2 separate regions of the Homo sapiens genome follow, and region 2 is linked to region 1. The links are chromatin loops, found by intact Hi-C in ENCODE. Cell type or tissue: CD14-positive monocyte. All regions are shown on one strand. Links, peaks and the distances in the headings refer to the core of each region. The heading gives the core; the rest is flanking DNA.

Region 1 (8,737 bases), core at 406-8,405:
TATCAGTATTTAACTATGGCCAAATAATATTCCATTGTATGGATCTACCACATTTTGTCTAGCTGTACATTAGTTGATAGATATGTAAGCTGTTTCCACTTTTAAGGTATTACGACTAATGTTGCTAAGAAATCTCATGTGGAAATCTTTTTGTGCCTTTTATTCATCTCCTGGAGTAGAATTGCTGGGTCACATGGTAGCCCGTGTGACTTTTGAGGAATTAACAGACTACTCTCCAAAGCAGCTGCACCATTCTGCATCTCCACCAGCAGTGTATGAGGGTTCCAATTTCTTCACATCCTCTTCAACACTTTTTACCATCTGTCTTTTTTATTATAGCCATGCTAGTGAGGTTGAGATGGTATCTCATTATGGTTCTGATTTGTGTTTCCCTGATGACTAATGATGTTAAGCATCTTTTCAGGTGCTTATTGGTCATTTGTTTGTCTTCTTTGGAAACATGTCTATTAAAATCCTCTGTCCATCTTCTTTTTTTTTTTTTTTTTTTTTGAGACAGAGTCTCGCTCTGTCGCCTAGGCTGGAGTGCAGTGGCGTGACCTCGGCTCACTGCAAGCTCCGCCCCCTGGGTTCACGGCATTCTCCTGCCTCAACCTCCCGAGTAGCTGGGACCACAGGTGCCCACCACCACGCCTGGCTAATTTTTTGTATTTTTAGTAGAGACAGGGTTTCACTGTATTAGCCAGGATGGTCTCAGTCTCCTGATCTCATGATCCACCTGCCTCGGCCTCCCAAAGTGCTGGGATTACAGGTGTGAGCCAACATGCCCAGCCTCCTCTGTCCATTTTTAATTGAGTGATTTGTCTCATTATTATTGACTTGTAAGAACTCTTTACATATTGTAGCTATTAGTCTCTTGTCAGATATATGATTTACAAACATTTTCTACCATTCCATGGGCTACCTTTTCACTTCTTAATAGTGTCTTTTGAAGCACACAAGCTTTAAAATTTCACTGATGTGCAAGTTGTTTTTCAACTTCCCTCCCCTTTTTAAAATAGAGCATTCTTCATTTTGTGTTTGTCTGCATTTTCCTTGTATTGAGATTGAGGTGATGCATTTTTGGCTTGAGTACAGTATAGGTGATGGTACGTTCTTCTCAGGCTATCACATCTGTAGGCACATGATATCCATCTGTCCTTTATTGGACATGCTAATTTTGATCATCTGGTCAAGGTATTGCCTGATTTCTCTGCTGTATAATTACTGGCTTTTTTCCTATCTCATTCATGATGTTTAAAAAAATGAAATTCACTCTTTTCAGTCTGTCTACACTCCGTTAGCACATTGCACTTTGAGTTCTGTACTCTCCCTGGCACATGCTGCACAGTGGTCAGACCCACCTTGGCCAGGCCTGTGTCCTCATGTCTCAAAAAGGGGCTTTGTTTCAATGACCACAGGTTTCATGCAAATTATTCACACCTTGCCACAGTGAGTGTCTTCATTGACCTTGCCTGCCTAGAGACCTGAGTACTGCCTTCTTGGACTCTGAAGTTGGATGTTGCCATGCTGGAAACATCGAATAGAAATAGGCAGTTCTGGAAAACATGTGCTTCTGGGCTCAGCAAGGAGATGTACTGTGATCCTCACATACCAGGGGCTGAGGATTGGAACTCAGAAAAAATGAAGGATTGAGAGGCTGCGCTGTGTATGTGCACTTGTGTCTGTGCCGTCCCTGACCTAAGAGAAGCTCAGGCGATTGGAAGAGCTCATTTTACCTTCCCAGCTCAGGAGGACACGGGTGTTTGGAAGGCCTTGTGTGAGAACCCAAATCAGGCATCATAGCCTTTCATTCCTACTTCAAGCTTTAATTTTTCTGTTGCTAGGACATACCCCACTAGAAAAACTGTGACTAAAGAACTTTCCATCTCAGTGAAATGGGGAAACCCAGCAGAGAGTGAACCCCTTTAAAGAATGTTTCTTGGGTTTAACTTCTAAAGTCTCAAGAAGTGAAATGTAACGATGAGGATGACAGTTAACGTTTATTGGGCCCTTACTACATGCCAGGCAATGTTTCAAGAGTTTTCCAGGTATTAACTCATTTAATTCTCAAAACAGCTCTATCTTGTAGGTACTATCATTATCTTTATTTACCACATGAAGAAACTGAGGCACAGAGAAGTTAAATAACTTCCACAAGGTCACATAGCTAATAAGTGGCAGAACTGGGATACAAATCCAGGTACCGTAAAGGACATAATGGGAGTCTTGGAGAATATGAGCATTATGAATCATAAATCTTAGAGAAGGCACCTATCAGTGTGATAAATGTAGATAATGCATTTTCAGAGAAGTACATTAGGAATACTGGGCCCGGGGGGTACTGGGTGAGTGATGCTGTTTGAGTCATCCCAGTTCCTCATGGGGAGCCTTAGTGATGGTTTATCAAGCCTCTTTTTTTAAATTGTTTTGTTTTTTGTTTTTGAGACAGCATCTCACTCTGTTGCCAAGGCTGGAGTGCAGTGGCACGATCTCGGCTCACCGCAACCTCTGCTTCCCAGGCTCAAGCAATTCTCCTGCCTCAGCCTCTCGAGTAGCTGGGATTACAGGCATGCGCCACTACCGCCCGGCTAATTTTTGTATTTCTAGTAGATACAGGGTTTCACCATGTTGGCCAGCCTGGTCTTGAACTCCTGACCTCAAATGATCCACCCGCCTTGACATCCCAAAGTGCTGGGACTACAGGCATGAGCCACCGTGCCTGGCCCTATCAAACCTCTTATACTTGGCACCTGCATTACTTAAAACTCCAGTTTAGGTACCTGATGTGGCTGCTAAAAGCTGACTTCTTCAAGCCAAGTCACCTGGAAGTAACATTGGGGTTCCAATGTGCTACACTGTCCACAGTTTTATAGCATGATCAGGCATCACACACACACCGCTGCATTGACAGTGTGTGCTGATGACCAATTTGTGGTCACACAGGATAGGTTACCCACAAGGCTGCAGAGGGCCGCACTTAGCAGGCTTGGCCAGGGTTCACCACAAGCTCACACTCTGTACCTCCATGCTGTTCTGCTGTGCATGCTGCTTCAGACATTACTGGGCTCTGTCTTCTCTGGGGCATTGGTTCCAATTCCTGCTTAGCAGCTGTTAATTTTTTTCAACTGCCACACATGTAATAAGGCAAAGCCAGCACCGAAGCTCAAATTTGAGGTAGGCTTGTATTTCTACTTTTTGCGTTTTGTAGGGAAAAGACAGAAAACTTCAACCTGTGGCCCAAAATTATCCTTCAGTCCTAGGATACTGTGTAGGATCAGAGAACAATCCAAGGCAGGGGAGTGTGGTAGGGAGCTCCTGGAACTACAAAGTGGTAAAACATGCAAGATTATAATTGAGGAGTAGATTTTGTCCTCATCATTCCTTCAACTCCTTTTCCCTTCTGACTCAGGACTATATATCCAGCCTACCCTGGTGCCTAGACCGTAACAGTGAATGCATGAATATGCGGTGTTTGTATGTGAGATTCAGAGCGTTGTTGATAGTTTGAAATGACCTAGATCAATGAGTTTGGACTTGGTCACTAGTTTTTCTCTGCCAAGCAGAGAAAAAAGGAAAATATCTAAACAAAATAAACTCCGAGGGCTGTGTCAAACAACATGCGACCAATCAGTTGTCAAATCACAGCCCTAGTCCCCAGGGCCCCTTGGGTAAGATCTTGTCTTGAATTATGGGCATGTAAGGTCTGAGGCAGTGGGACGGGAGACAGAAACACAGGTCGACTCCATATTGCAACCACTAGGTGGCACCTGTTCGAGGAACTGCCAAATGGCTTGTTCACAGCTTGAAGCTTTGGTCAGCTTGGCTTGACATGAAATGCCAAGGTCTTGCTGGGCGGATAAAGGAGCTTGCCAGGGCCAGTGCTGCCAGGCTTGGTTTGAGGAGCCAGTGCTCTAGGAGGGGCCTGGATTCATGACTCTAATGATGAGCTCATCCTAAGACAGCAGCTCCCTCCCACCACCTCCTCATTCTCTGTCCTTTAGCCCTTCCTTATTTATACCACTCATCACTACTTGACTTTACAGTATATGTTCATTTGTTTATTGTCTGTCTCCCCAGACTGGAACCTAAATTCCACAAGAGCAGGGAGCTTCTTTTGCTCCCTGCAGTATCCCTGGCTCCTACAATGTCTAGCACTTAATAGGCTCTCCATAAATATATGTTGCATAAATGAATGAATGACCAAAAACATAATAAGAAATTATTAGTAACTAAGGTCTGTAGTTGCATCCCCTTTATGAGATACTCTGAAAACCAAGCACTACTGAGTTACTGTCATTGCTTGCAGTAGGTAGGTTTAATTTGTATCGCTTTTATTCAACTAAGGCAAACTGCCTATATTAGAGTGGTTTCATTTTCTAAATCTATTTTGATGCCACTGTGTTCTCTGGAAAGTGCTCCCTGCTGAGTAGTGATATCTTCATGGCTATATCACTGACATGGATCACAGGAGCAGCCTTGCTGTGTTAACAGGTCCCTAAGGGTGGTCTCCTGCAGGCTGATCGAGACTGCCTGAAGGGAGAAGGAGGCAGGGCACTACAAATATTAGGACACCTCTGAGCTGGGCTCACAAGCCCCTGGAATGGAAGATGGTCACAGAAATGAAGCCTCACCAAGGCCTCTAAGTTTCTGTGGATGGGCCCCTACTGGCCACTCCCAGGACCTTAAATTGTAGGCAGCTGATGGCTTGCCTAGCTAGAGGGCCGTATGCAACAAGATTCCCTCAACTTGGTGAGGAACTGCTTTACTCCAGCCTCAGCTAGTCCATTTGCCTCCCAAATGCTGGCTAGAAGTAGTGCAGACTTGAGTAAGGCTCCAAGACGTATCCTGCTGTGTGAAAAGAAGCAGAGATGCTGACAGTAAGAGGCATCTCTTCAGGGCTAAGAAGATTACAGCTGGGCCTGGAATGACCCCTGGGTTTTCCAGCACATAGGCCCACCAGCTGTGGTGGTCAGCTGCAGGCAACAGCTCCGGTGCATCTTCCTGCAAAGATCTGCCGGAGGGTAAGCAAGTCCTTGCACTGTGCTGTGCAGCCACTGCCTTTTCCAGGTTGCCACATGACATTTTAATATCACCTGCAAACCTAAATCCAGTGAGTGCCTACAGACGACACACTTAACAGCTCAGGGCATGATTCAGAGGAAGCAATTTTCCAAAGTGAAGATAATTGTCTGTTAGTGTGAAAAGGCAAACACTTTTTTATTAGCATTGGAAATTCAAGGGAGATGTTGTTAAATCCATAGATGCAGCACTTCAGTAAATGGCTAAAGAACAATATCTACAGCTAGAAGGAAGGACTGTACAGATCCATGCCCATTCAGGGTTCACCCATAGAACTAGCTCTCTTGGAGGGAAGATGGAAGCTCAGCTCTGACCTCTTCCTGTTTACTTAATACGCAGCTCCTCAAAGTCCTGGTTCCTGTGCCCACACAGGAAATCCCAGAATTAAGAGTTCCCCGGTCTTCTTTTATTTACATGTTTCCCAGGTGACCTTAACCGGGGTAAAGTCTCATGCCTTTACTCTGTGACATTAAAACTTATATTCCAGCCCTGACCTCTCCTGGGGCTTTGTATAACCATTTGCCTATTTGAACCCTCCAGTTGGACATATGATAGGCACCTAGAACCTAGAATGGCCAAAATGGAACTCTTAACCATCTCCCCTTTTCACTGTTATATTACTGCATAAGAAGTCACCTCAAAACCTATCAATCATTTAAGATAATAATCATTAATTTTGCACACAAATCTCTAATTTTTCTGTGGTTCAATGAGGACTGCTCCATGAAGTGTCAGCTGGAGCAGCTGGAGAATCCCTTTCCAAGATGGCTTACTCACGCAGCTGGCAAGTTTTGCTGGCTGTCGCCTGGAAGCTCAGCCTGGCCGGTGGGTGGAGGGACTGTGGTTCCTCTCCACATGGCCTCTCCACAGGCTGTTATGGCTTGCTTCCTCATGACGTGGTGACTGAGTTTCAAGTGTGAGTGTCCTAAGGAGAGGAAGTGGAAGCTGCTAGTGTCTTAAGCCCTGGGCCTCGTAAAGCATTACTTCTGCCATGTTAATATTGGTCAAGCAGTCACAGAGCCCAGAGTCAAGGGGAGGTGACACAGACCCCAACTGTCCATGGAAGGAACCTCAAAGAATTTGCAAACATGTTTTAAAACTGCTGCATATCCCGAACCTGCTCCTCCTAGTCTCCTCCATCTACCAGTTTCTTAGGCAACTAGGAGTCATCTTTGACTTCCTTCTTTCCCTCAGCACTTCCATACAATCCCCATCAGCAAATTCTGTTGACTGTCCCCCAAAACACATCCAGAATCCTTCTACTTCTCTCATCTCCACTACAACACCCTAATCCAGACAATACCTTCATCTGCCAACTGGATGGCTGCTTGTTCTGTTGCAGTAGTCTGTGAATAACTCTCTCTGCCTCCGTGCTGGCTTCCTATTCACACAGTAGCCACAGCTACCCTTTTAAAACATAAATCAGATTATCTCACTCCTCTGCTTAAATCCATTCAAAAGTTTGCAACATATTTAGAAATAACTCAAACCCCTCATTATAGATTCCAAAGCCCGATGTGATCTGGCCGTGTCTGGTTCTCTAGCCTCATCTTGTACGACCTGCCTTCTCACTAGACTACAATATACACAAATGGTTGCTCCTGCCTGACAGCCTTTGCACTTGGTTTTCCTCTCTCTGGAAAGCTCTTCCCCCTAATTTTCCCAAGACTGGTTTCTTCTTGCCATTTAGTTTTCAATTGAAATGTAATTTCCGCATAGAGGCCATCTATAATCCCCAATCCTAAAGTAGCCACACAATCATCTGTTACAGTAACCTATTTTAATTTTCAACATAGCTCTTACCACTAGCTGCTACTTTTCATGTTGATTTATCTGTTCTTTGTCTGTCTCTTCCCTCTAAAATGTAAGCTTCATGAGGGCAGGGACCTTGTCTGTCTTATCGCCGCATCCCCAGGGCCTAGAGTACCAGGCAGAAGTTTGATAAATATTGATGTAGCAGGTAGAAATAGTATCTCCAGATAGCCAGCCCCCAACAGGATCACAGCATCTCTTAAGGTAGTTGAGGGAATAGAGAGGAAGCTCCTCTTTATACCTCCTGTGCGTCAGTGGTTTGTGCGTGTACCAGCAACACAGCTCTGGTGCATGGGGCTGCCCCGTGGAGGATGCTCCTCCATAGTGACCGGGTTTATGCAGCCTCCTTCCAACCCCCAGAGTATTCCCATCCCTAGCCTTCTTGTGAAATCAGCAAGACAGGATCACACAGTCATGAGCACAAAGTTGCTAACATGCCTGGACAGAATGGTGCAGCTCAGCTCATCTCACCTTCACATCAGTGCGGTCACTAACTCGGGTTTATGTGACATTCGAATTTTCATCTTATGGTTAGACTCAGAAATATAGGCCAAGCTCCAGTATAACAAAGTCCAAGTGCTTGTTTTAATGCTATTTTTTTTTTAATGATGATGTTCAAACTTTTGAAGAGAAATCTGAAAATGAATATTTAGGGCCCATCCAAATAAAGAAGTTTGATTAGGACTTTTTAAGAATCAATGTTATTAACAGGTTAAAAAAAGCAACACTGAGATGAAAAGCAAGTTTAACCATAATGAAGTTCTCTTTGTTTTCTTCAAAAATGCTTGTTAAACATTTTTTTAGTACTTTGGTATGGAGAATTGGCTGTGCATAGAATTGTTATTGAAATAACAAAACACTATAGTTGTAGGTAGTCCATCCATTAGGGAAGTGGTGGCTTGTTTGATTGGATTCCTTTTTATTCACTGTAATGAGATTTTTGCTTGGGGATTTAAATGTTTAAAGATTCAATAACACTGAAAATTCAAGTTCAAGAAATGATCGTGAGGCCCTGCTGGCCTGACCCAAAGTGAGATGATCGTGTGGCATTCAGGGGGTGTTTCTGGCAGTGCTGTTACTGTTAGAGAATGAGACCACCCTTCAAGGGGCTGCTCATGTCCACGGAGCAGAGTCCGTCTCTCACATTTGAGACTGGGGAAGGAAGGCATACATGACAGGCTGGGCCTCACCACACCCACCTGGACCTCAGATCCCTTGTGATGGGAAGCCCACTTGGGGAGTAGAACCCTTGGCAATACCGACTCAGGGTTGGTGAAATCGCCTTTTCATGACAATTGATGATTCTCATCCACTGAGGAAATTACATTTCACCTGAACTCCCCAGTCCCTCAGGCAATGGCCAGCAGAGTGTCAGAGGGCACAGCTGAAGGTGCGAGAGTCAGCATAGTGCATTTGCTGCAGGGTGGAAGCTTGCAACGAGGAAGGCTGGCAATAAATGTACATTATTATGTCTCCAGAAGTGCTTAGTTTTTATTTATTTCTAATTCTTTCTGCTTTTTTTTTTCACGAGCACTGCTTAGAACTCAAGTTCCTGGGATCAAACTTGTATCACACAGGCTGGAGAAGGCTGTGGAGAAACTGAGTCCTCCCAGGTCTCAAGGTGGGTGGAGGGAGCCTGCAGGGGTCTCCTTCCCTCCCCTCTTGCCTGTTCTGCCTGGTCAGAGCCTGCACACGAGTGCAGAGGGCTCCCTTAGAGAGGGCCGGGCTAGAGGAAGCTGAAGTTTCAGAATAAGCAGCTTATTCTGTGGCCTCCTTTCCACTACAGACTCCTTGAGGAGGAGTAAGACCCCAGAAGGACAGGTGAGTCTCACCTAGGCTGACCAAA
Region 2 (8,737 bases), core at 321-8,320, 45 kb after region 1:
TTGGCTGCAGCGGGGGTCATGCACAGCAGCCTCAGGAGGCTGCATTTGTCCATCTCAGCATCTCTTTCCCTGGGTCTGGCCCTCAACCTCTTTCTTGTAGGCTGGAATTTGAGTGCTTCACTCCCTGAACTCTGGAGGATTTTAACATAGTTACGACTTGTGTCTCCAAATGGATAAACCAGGACCAGTGCCGCACTCAGTCGAAGCCAACTAGACCACTGCTAGACCACTTTTTTCAACACCGAGTGTGCCATGAGAAACTATGTTAATAAAAGGCAAAAATGTGGAAGGAACAGGAAGAATGAAAAAGCAAAATAAAAAAGGGCAAATTCTTGCAAAACCTCTTCATCCCTAGCTTTTCCCAGAAATCCTGGCATTTCTTCAGTAAATTTGTTCTGTGCAAGTATTTGTTCTACCAAGACCGATCAGTGAAAAATGAGAAAAACCTAGTTTCTTCCCTAGGAATTGATGCCATTTTATGAAATCTGTTATTAATATCAGCCAGTTGTCGAGAAAGTGCACTTGTTCAGTAGCTGACTTTGGCTGCTCAGTATGGGCTTTTGCTTTGCCAAAAATAATGAGATCACTTTTCTAATTCCTTTTTAATGTGTTTACACAGCTTCAACAGTATTGCCTGCTCTATACACTAGGAAACATTATGTGGAACAGCAAATTTGCTTTCCAAGTCAAACTGAAGAAAACCACACAATAATTATCTAGAATTAACTTACTGAATTTAAAGAGGAATATACTTGAACTGCCTGACAAATTATGCATTAAGAACAAACCAAGAGAAAAACAAAACAAACATCACACCATAATATTTTTGTAAAAAGGTAATGCTACATCTTTGTTATCTAAGATGAAATCTGATACTCTGATTTTTATTTAATTCTGATTTTTTTTTTTTTTTTTTTGAGATGGAGTCTCGCTCTATCCCCCAGGCTGGAGTGCGTGGGCATGATCTCGACTTACTGCAACCTCTGCTTCCTGGGTTCAAGCGATTCTGGTGTCTCAGCCTCCTGAGTAGCTGGGATTACAGGTGCCCGCCACCGCGCCCTCCACCATGCCCCCACCTAATTTTTGTATTTTTAGTAGAGACGGGGTTTTGCCGTGTTGGCCAGACTAGTCTCAAACTCCTGGCCACAAGTGATCGACCTGCCTCAGCCTCCCAAAGTGCTGAGATTACAGTGTGAGCCACCACACCCAGCCTAATTCTGAGATTTCTAACAAAATAAATTAGTCCTTATTCCCAAAAATGGAGCAAGAATACATTACAGCACATCTTTCCTGAGAACTTCTTCTGCATATCAAAGGGAAGGTGCTCATCTAAAAATAGAAAACAGCTTTCCCCCACCCAAAACAGCTGCTAATACTAACAACAACTGCTACCTAGAGAAGTCTCCTTGCTGCAGCCCTTATATGGGAAGGATGTGTTTGAGAAGGGGTCTGAAATCCTCTCTAAGGATCAACAAGCATCTCCTCCCCACAAGCCCTCCCCCTCCCTCTCTGCCTTCCCTCTCTTCAAAGATCAAAGGCTGATGGTTTAAAGCAAGTGCTGGGCCAGGTGCGGTGGCCCACGCCTGTAATCCCAGCACTTTGGGAGGCCTAGGAGGGCGGATCACCTGAGGTTAGGAATTCGAGACCAGCCTGGCCAACACAGTGAAACCCTGACTCTACTAAAAATTCAGAAATTGGCCAGGCGCAGTGGCTCACACCTGTAATCTCAGCACTTTGGGAGGCCGAGGCAGGCAGATCATGAGGTCAGGAGTTCAAGACCAGCCTGACCAACATAGGGAAACCCCGTCTCTACTAAAAATGCAAAAATTAGCCGGGTGTGATGGTGCGCACCTGTAGTCCCAGATACTCAGGAGGTTGAGGCAGGAGAATCGCTTGAACCTGGGAGGCGGAGGTTGCAGTGAGCCAAGATAGCTCCACTGCACTCCAGCCTGGGTGACAGAGCGAGACTCTGTCTCAAAAAAAAAAAAAAAAAAAAAAAAAAAAAAAAAAATTCAGAAATTAGCTGAGCATGGTGGCAGATGCCTGTAATCCCAGCTACTCGGGAGGCTGAGGCAGGAGAATTGCTAGAACCCAGGAAGGCGGAGGTTGCAGTGAACCAAGATGATGCCACTGCACTCCAGCCTGGGCAACAGAGTGAGACTCTGTCTGTAAATAAATAAATAATTAAAAAATTAAAAAAACAAGTGCTATAAGAAAGAGACCAATTGGTACATAATCTTGATCATGGGTTAACTCCAAGTTTTTGCTAGGGAGGTATGTTAACTAAATCTACAGACTTTGCCACCAACTTTTGTGATAAATTCAATAACATTAAAGGAAATTTTAGAAAAGGAAAATTATTCATAATCTCAACACCCCACTGGAACCCCATTTGCATTCTGTTTTCCATTCCATTTCTAGCAGTGAGCTCTGCTGTCATCACATCGATGGGTTCTTTAAGGTGTTCTCTAACCATTAACAGCTTAATTTCCAAATACACCTGTGAGCTACATCAGTGTTTTTATTTTACCTAATAGATGAAATGAGTGAAGCCTAGGAAGGAGATTGGATTAGTGGCCCTGTCAAGAAGCCTGATAAGCCAGTCTCTGCCAGGAGGGTGCTACGTTCTCTCTGCTCCAACCTGTGGGCCATTGCGCAGCACAGCTATGTTTTCAGCACATACCTTGGCAAGACTTCTCATCTGTTAATAATTTAAATCCTTTCTTGCAGCCGCAGTCAAAACTGCCCACGATGTTTTTGCAGAAATGATCACAACCTCCATTGCGGGTCTGGCACTCATCAATATCTGCAACAGGAAAGCATTGGGCATATCAGAGAGCAATACTTGCCTCATTTCCCACAACTCCCTGAAGGGCCATTGTGTGTGTTCATTAGTCTCTGAAATTAAGAAAAAGACTCACAAAAGCATTTAAGAATGTTTGCTGATGTTTTTAACCTTATACATGTTTTCTTATCTGGCTTAACCAGTTTTGAAAGACAAGTGTTTCATCGTCTTGAGAACGCTGACTTATGATGCCCTTGATTGGCATTAAGGAAACAAACTCTGGGAAAGAATGATGACGTCCTGTTATATTCTCATCTTTGTATTGCTCTCTCAAGGTAAGATGGGTCTCTTTAGTACACTATGTATTCAAGTTTAATGATTAAAGCTATAAAGGACTAGAGCATTTGTTTTGGCAAATTACACAATGATCAAATAGCCTCAATGTTTTAAAATGATTCCTGATACTCAATCTTATCTTTTCCCAGTTTCGTCTGGCAATTGGTTATCTACTTTTTATCATGCTAAAGGGCTAATCCTTTGTACTCTTGCCCATGAAATATGAGCAAGTCATTGGGGTCGCTCTTCATCAGTAAAAGTTAATGGTACAGTTATTCATTAAGTCCTCTGGATAATCATCTTGACTGTTATTTATATAATAATCTCTAGGCTATTATGTATGATATGTTGATATTATCTCCTGCAAATGAATGCTTCCTTTAACTGCCTTTTTCTAATAAGGCCACTGTCTGAAATGAATTATTTGATGCTTGTAGAGGCTGACCTCCTCAACAATTAGTGTAATTAAGTGTTGGTTCTAATTAAGCTTACTCAGTTATAACCTTCCACTAGCCCAGGGGGAAAAAGCTCCCATTGATATGAATCATAAGCAAATCTCGAGTCACGTGGGGTATGGAGGGTATGTTGCCTTTATCCCCATATGTTAGCGGCATGGGCCCTCCCTCCATAACAGGGCACCCAGTCTCCCTGGGGAGGTGAAGGCTACCTTTACATGTCTTCCCATCCAACTGGAGAGTGAATCCAACAGGACAACTGCAGTGGACACCTGTCGAAGTATCCTTACAGGTGCGGTCACAGCCTCCATTGTTGACAGCACACGTTTCTGGCAAGGAGGTAAGAAAAGACAATTAGCTTCCCAAAGAAGTGCTGATACAGCTGACGAAGGTCACAGAAGCCAAGAAGCATGGTGGGGTACTCATGGTCATACCCCAAGTCTCTGCTACCTGCAGATGGGCTAGAGGGAGAGCAGGTGCAGCTCCTCCCACCCCCCTAAATGAGTTCTAGTTTCTGAGGAAGACTGTCAGGGTGACCAGAGGGATAAAGATGTCTCCCAATCTGCAGAGCCACTCCCCCTACTGGCAAATTTAAAGCCACTGAAAGTTCCTGCTGATCTGCAGCCAGCAACCTAAGTAGGACCACATCTGGCAGGCTAGAGGTGAGTGCAGAACAGGGCAAAGGGGATGGTCCTTTCTTAATCTTGAACCTTCTCCTTTCGATATGAGTAATGGGCAAAGCAAGAGTGGGTAAGCATCGCCGCCCCAACCACTGCCTTGTTGTAGACTACTGACTTCATCCTTGCAACTGCCAATTTACTCAAATTTGAAGTTTCACTTTCCCTGAAAGGAGAAAGCCCTGTCATAACCACGTGAAAAATAAGCCACAATTGTTAAATTGCAACAATGGAGATGAGGAACAATAAGCAAACAGCCTTCTAGTTCTGTATCTCATACAGTTAGTCCAAGTAATAGACAAGTGCTATTCAACATTCATTGAATTGTTAGCATCTAGGCACCCAGAAACATGATTTTTCTACCATAGCTACCTCACTTTAAAGGCTGGGGGTGGGGGGTGGTGGCGAGGGTGGTGGCTTACCCCTGTAATCCCAACACTTTGGGAGGCTGAGGCAGGAGGATCACCTGAGCCCAGGGGTTCAAGACCAGCCTGGGCCACGTGGTGAGACCCCCATCTCTACACAAATTTTAAAAAATTAGCGAGGCCTGGTGACGCACACCTGTGGTCCCAGCTACTCGGGAGGCTGAAGCAGGAAGATCACTTGAGCCCAGGAGGTCAAGGGTGCAGTGAGCCATGTTTGTGCCACTGCACTCCAGCCTGAGCAATACAGCGAGACCCTGTCTCAAGAAAAGAAAAGAAAAAAAAAAAAAAAGAAGGAACCCTAAAGGGAACAAGCTTAATCCTAATTAAATATGCAGATAGTACATGTATGTTTATCTCTGTTCCTTTCAAAACCTCACGAATATGAGAATCAATTGATTTTTTAAAGTATAAATCCTTAAGGACAAAGAAAATAGGAGAAAAGACAATAGATAAAAGATGTCAAACATTCTGGAAGTGACATGTTAGCAGGAGAGCAGTATCTGGCGTAGAAGAAAGCTAGATCCTAGCAGTCTGCAGAGGGGGTGCCAACAGCTGGTAAACTCCTGTGAGCCCCAGAGTCCCAGAAAGACTCAGGAATTGGAGGTATCAAGTTATTCTAGAGGCAGAAATGAGGACGGAGTTAAGAACAGGAAGATTATGGAGAGTCTACATATGAAAGAGATAAACCCCAGAGCTCCTCCTTAACTCCACATAGTCATGTGACTACCCTTCTCCTATTCTGGCTATAGCAGAGAAGTCTGGACCAGAGAGGTACCAGGCTCAAGGGCACCAGGAATAGCAGAGGAGGAGAGGGTGTCACCATCAGGTGAAAGTCTATACCCTGAAAAAGAGATCTCTAACCCTCATCCCTCTTCCCCCAACTCCTTCAGCTCCCTACTGGCAGATTTAAAGCCATTGAAAATTCCAAAAGCTATGTTAAAATAACAGCCATTGAAAGTTCCAAAAAGCTATGTTGAAACAACACTGCAACCCAGGATGCTAGCAGCCAAGCCTACAGGCAGGTGGTTGAAGGACTCCTCTCCGGCTAAATTGACCTGCCCAAGCAAAAAGACCTAACGATATTAGCATTCGAGGATCTCCAGATGAAATGGCTATGTCACTGCCTCGTCACCCAAACATGAAGCCCACAAATCAATAGAATATCCAATTGGCTTTTTAGTATTTTACTGTTAAATATGAAAAGTCGGTCAAGAATCACTAGACATTTCTGGAAAGCCTCTAATACGGAATGAATATACCAGATCAAACCAACGGGGAAAAAGAAACCTGGAGGAAACAAAGATAATCTAGAGAACAGAAGAGGAGTTAAAATCTCGTAATTAATTTCCTCAGGGGGACAAGAAAAGCATCCATGAAATAAGAGCAGGTTCCTAAAACCAAAGGCCAAAGTAAAATGCCTGAAAAATTAAAACATGAAAACGAAAACTTTATCCTGTGCAAAGATTAGAAGAAAAAAATGAAAACTCTCCTAGAAAGTAGAACAAAAATACAAAGGAGAGAAAAGAAAAAGAATAAAAATACAAGGGAGAGAAAAGAAAAAAAAAAAAATTAGGGGGTCAATCCAGGAGTTACCACAGCCAGCTAACAGGAGTTCCGGAGGGAAAGAACAGAGAAAATGGAGTGAAGAAATTTATCAAAGAAGACGGGTGCGGTGGCTCATGCCTGTAATCCCAGCACTTTGAGAGGACGAGACAGGTGGGTCACATAGGCCAGGAGGTTGAGACCAGCCTGGCCAACATAGCAAAATCCCTTTTCTACTAAAAATACAAAAAAAAAAATTAGCCAGGCATGGTGGCATGTGCCTGTAGTCTCAGCTACTGGGGAGGCTGAGGCAGGAAAGTCACTTGAACCTGGGAGGTGGAGGTTGTAGTGAACCAAGATTGCACCACTGGACTCCAGCCTGGGCGACAGAACAAGACTCTGTCTCAAAAAAAAGAAAGAAAAAGAAATTTATCAAAGAAAAGAATGTAAGAAAATTTCTCAGAACAAAGGGACTTGAATGTTCATATTGAAAAGTACTAAAAATAGGTGGGCAAAATCCCACAATAAGGAACATTATTGTAAAACTTCAGATCACTGGGAAGGAGGAGAAGATCCTGGAAGCTTTCAGAGAGAAGCTTTCACAGGTTTCACACAAAGGATCAAGAATAAAAATGATTTTAGACTTCTCAAAACAACTCTGCATTCTTGAAAACAATGGAGCACTAACTTCAAAACAGTGATGGAAAATTCTTTCCAACTCTGAATTCTACACTGAGCCAAATTCTCAATAAAGGGTGCAGGTAGAATATAAAGGCATTTTCAGGCATGCAAATTTTTAAATACCTCTATCTCATTCGCCGGATAAACTAATGAGAGACAAGACATAGGATCCACCCAACAGGAGAGCGGCAAAGGGAATTGTAGGCTGATGGTGAATGCCCAGATGAGAGACATGCACTCAGCCAAGACAGCCAGGCCCTGCTAGGGCAGGCTGGAAGCCTCCGAGGAAACTTTTTCACCAAGAAAATTGATTTGATTAGTTACCTACACTATATTTGAACACATTGAAAAGTATTTTACAGCTTTGTCTGAAATTTGCAAAAGAATTGGTAAGAGGTACTTAGAAAACTAAGCAAACAAAGAAAATATAATCATAGCACGTTACATGACTCAGGTGAATCGTATTTAGATATTCAAAGTCAGAATAATGTAAGCACATAATATTGATTTAAATTGTGAGACAACAATATTAAGGGTATAGGGAGAGGTCAGGTGTGTGTGTGTGTGTATTGCGGGGGGAAGCAGTGAGAGCTAAATCCTAGTCTTTCATAATAGGAAGTTAAAAGCTACCATCTAAAACAGACACATCAAGAAGTAACTGTAGGGCCAGGCATGAAGGCTCACACGTGTAATCCAAACACTTTGGGAGGCCAAGGTAGGCAGATCGCTAGAGCCCAGGAGTTCGAGACCAGCCTGGGCAACAGGGCAAAACCCTGTCTCTACAAAAAATACAAATATTAGCCAGGCGCAGTGGCACATGCCTGTAGTCCAGCTACTCAGGAAGCTGAGGTGAGAGAATCGCTTGAGCCTGGGAGGCGGAGGTTGCAGTGAGATATGATCACACCACAGCACCCCAGCCTGGGGGCAACAGAGTGAGACTCTGTCTTAAAAAAAAAAAAAAAAGAAAAGAAAAGAAGAAAAAAATAACTGTATACCCTTCATTTTTTTCAGAAATATGGGGGAGGAGGAGCCAGAAGAAGAAACAGCTCGAAGAATTGACTATTGTTGCCTCTGGCAAATGGGATGAGGAAATGGGAAGTTATGAGACAAGGAAATGATGAGTTTCATTACAAGCCTAGAAGTAATTAAGCGTTTATGTTACTCATTTGTACTATTTTCACTTAAGACAATGAAAATTTATAATTTCTAAAGAGCAGAAAAGAGCTCGGAAAGGTTACCTGCTTGGTAACCAATGGCTGTATGATATGTTGCCTGACTGTTAAATCCAGAAACTGTCAAAAGATGGGTTTTGTTTAGGTTGAGCCAGACTTTCTCCAGAAGGAGTAACGCACCAAAGGATCTGTCTGACTCCCACCCCCATGACCACCTCTATTTCTGCTCATCTCCAGCTTGACCGCTGGACCTTCAGGCAGGTCTTCCCTTGTCCCACAGCCAAGTGTTGCCCCTCTCCATTCATCTCTTCTACTATTATCATCAGCTGAGTCAGAAATAGAAGACTCAGTGGACACAAAAAAAGACTAGCTGCCATTCTGAGCTAGAGGCTGCTTCAGAGGAAGACAGCTGACTTCACTGACCACCCACTCAGTCCCAGGCACTGGACTCTGGGCACCTTTCCATATTATTATCTTAATTGAGCATCCCAACTGATATGGCCAGGCTTTATGTCCCCACTCAAATCTCATCCTGAATTATAATCCCCATAATCCCCTCGTGTCAAGGGAGAGACCAGGTGGAGGTGATTGGATTATGGGGGCGGTTCCCATGCTGTTCTCATGATAGAGTGAGATCATGAGATCTCATGGTTTTACAAGTGTT

Evidence for each region. Peaks named below come from ENCODE experiments on the same cell type or tissue, not always from the same donor. Only the 100,000 strongest peaks of a DNase experiment are listed, where the experiment ranks them.
Region 2: it touches region 1 in a loop (2.3-fold over the local background); 6 of 110 quality-filtered maps call a loop at or near these places.

The regions. Positions count from the first base shown.
Region 1 is chr11:9,012,029-9,020,765 of GRCh38, forward strand. It overlaps SCUBE2 (signal peptide, CUB domain and EGF like domain containing 2), which reads right to left. Exons shown (of 23, transcript NM_001367977.2): 23 at 7,448-8,737. The region is part of intron 1 of NRIP3-DT (NRIP3 divergent transcript); the gene reads left to right. Among named protein-coding and RNA genes, the nearest start is that of NRIP3-DT, 12 kb to the left of the region's middle. In CD14-positive monocyte, for the core only: CTCF peaks have their summits at 3,772 (motif pointing right) and 3,972; DNase peaks (open chromatin) are centred at 3,763, 5,433 and 5,953; H3K27ac peaks cover 1,823 bases.
Region 2 is chr11:9,056,620-9,065,356 of GRCh38, forward strand. SCUBE2 (signal peptide, CUB domain and EGF like domain containing 2) reads right to left here. Exons shown (of 23, transcript NM_001367977.2): 8 at 3,789-3,905; 9 at 2,684-2,806. It overlaps NRIP3-DT (NRIP3 divergent transcript), which reads left to right. Exons shown (of 3, transcript NR_183663.1): 2 at 2,989-3,120; 3 at 7,913-8,737. Among named protein-coding and RNA genes, the nearest start is that of MIR5691, 29 kb to the right of the region's middle. RefSeq lists a silencer at 4,273-4,322 and enhancers at 4,413-4,462, 4,483-4,532. In CD14-positive monocyte, for the core only: CTCF peaks have their summits at 4,127 (motif pointing left) and 4,328; a DNase peak (open chromatin) is centred at 4,362; H3K4me3 peaks cover 1,000 bases; H3K27ac peaks cover 1,480 bases.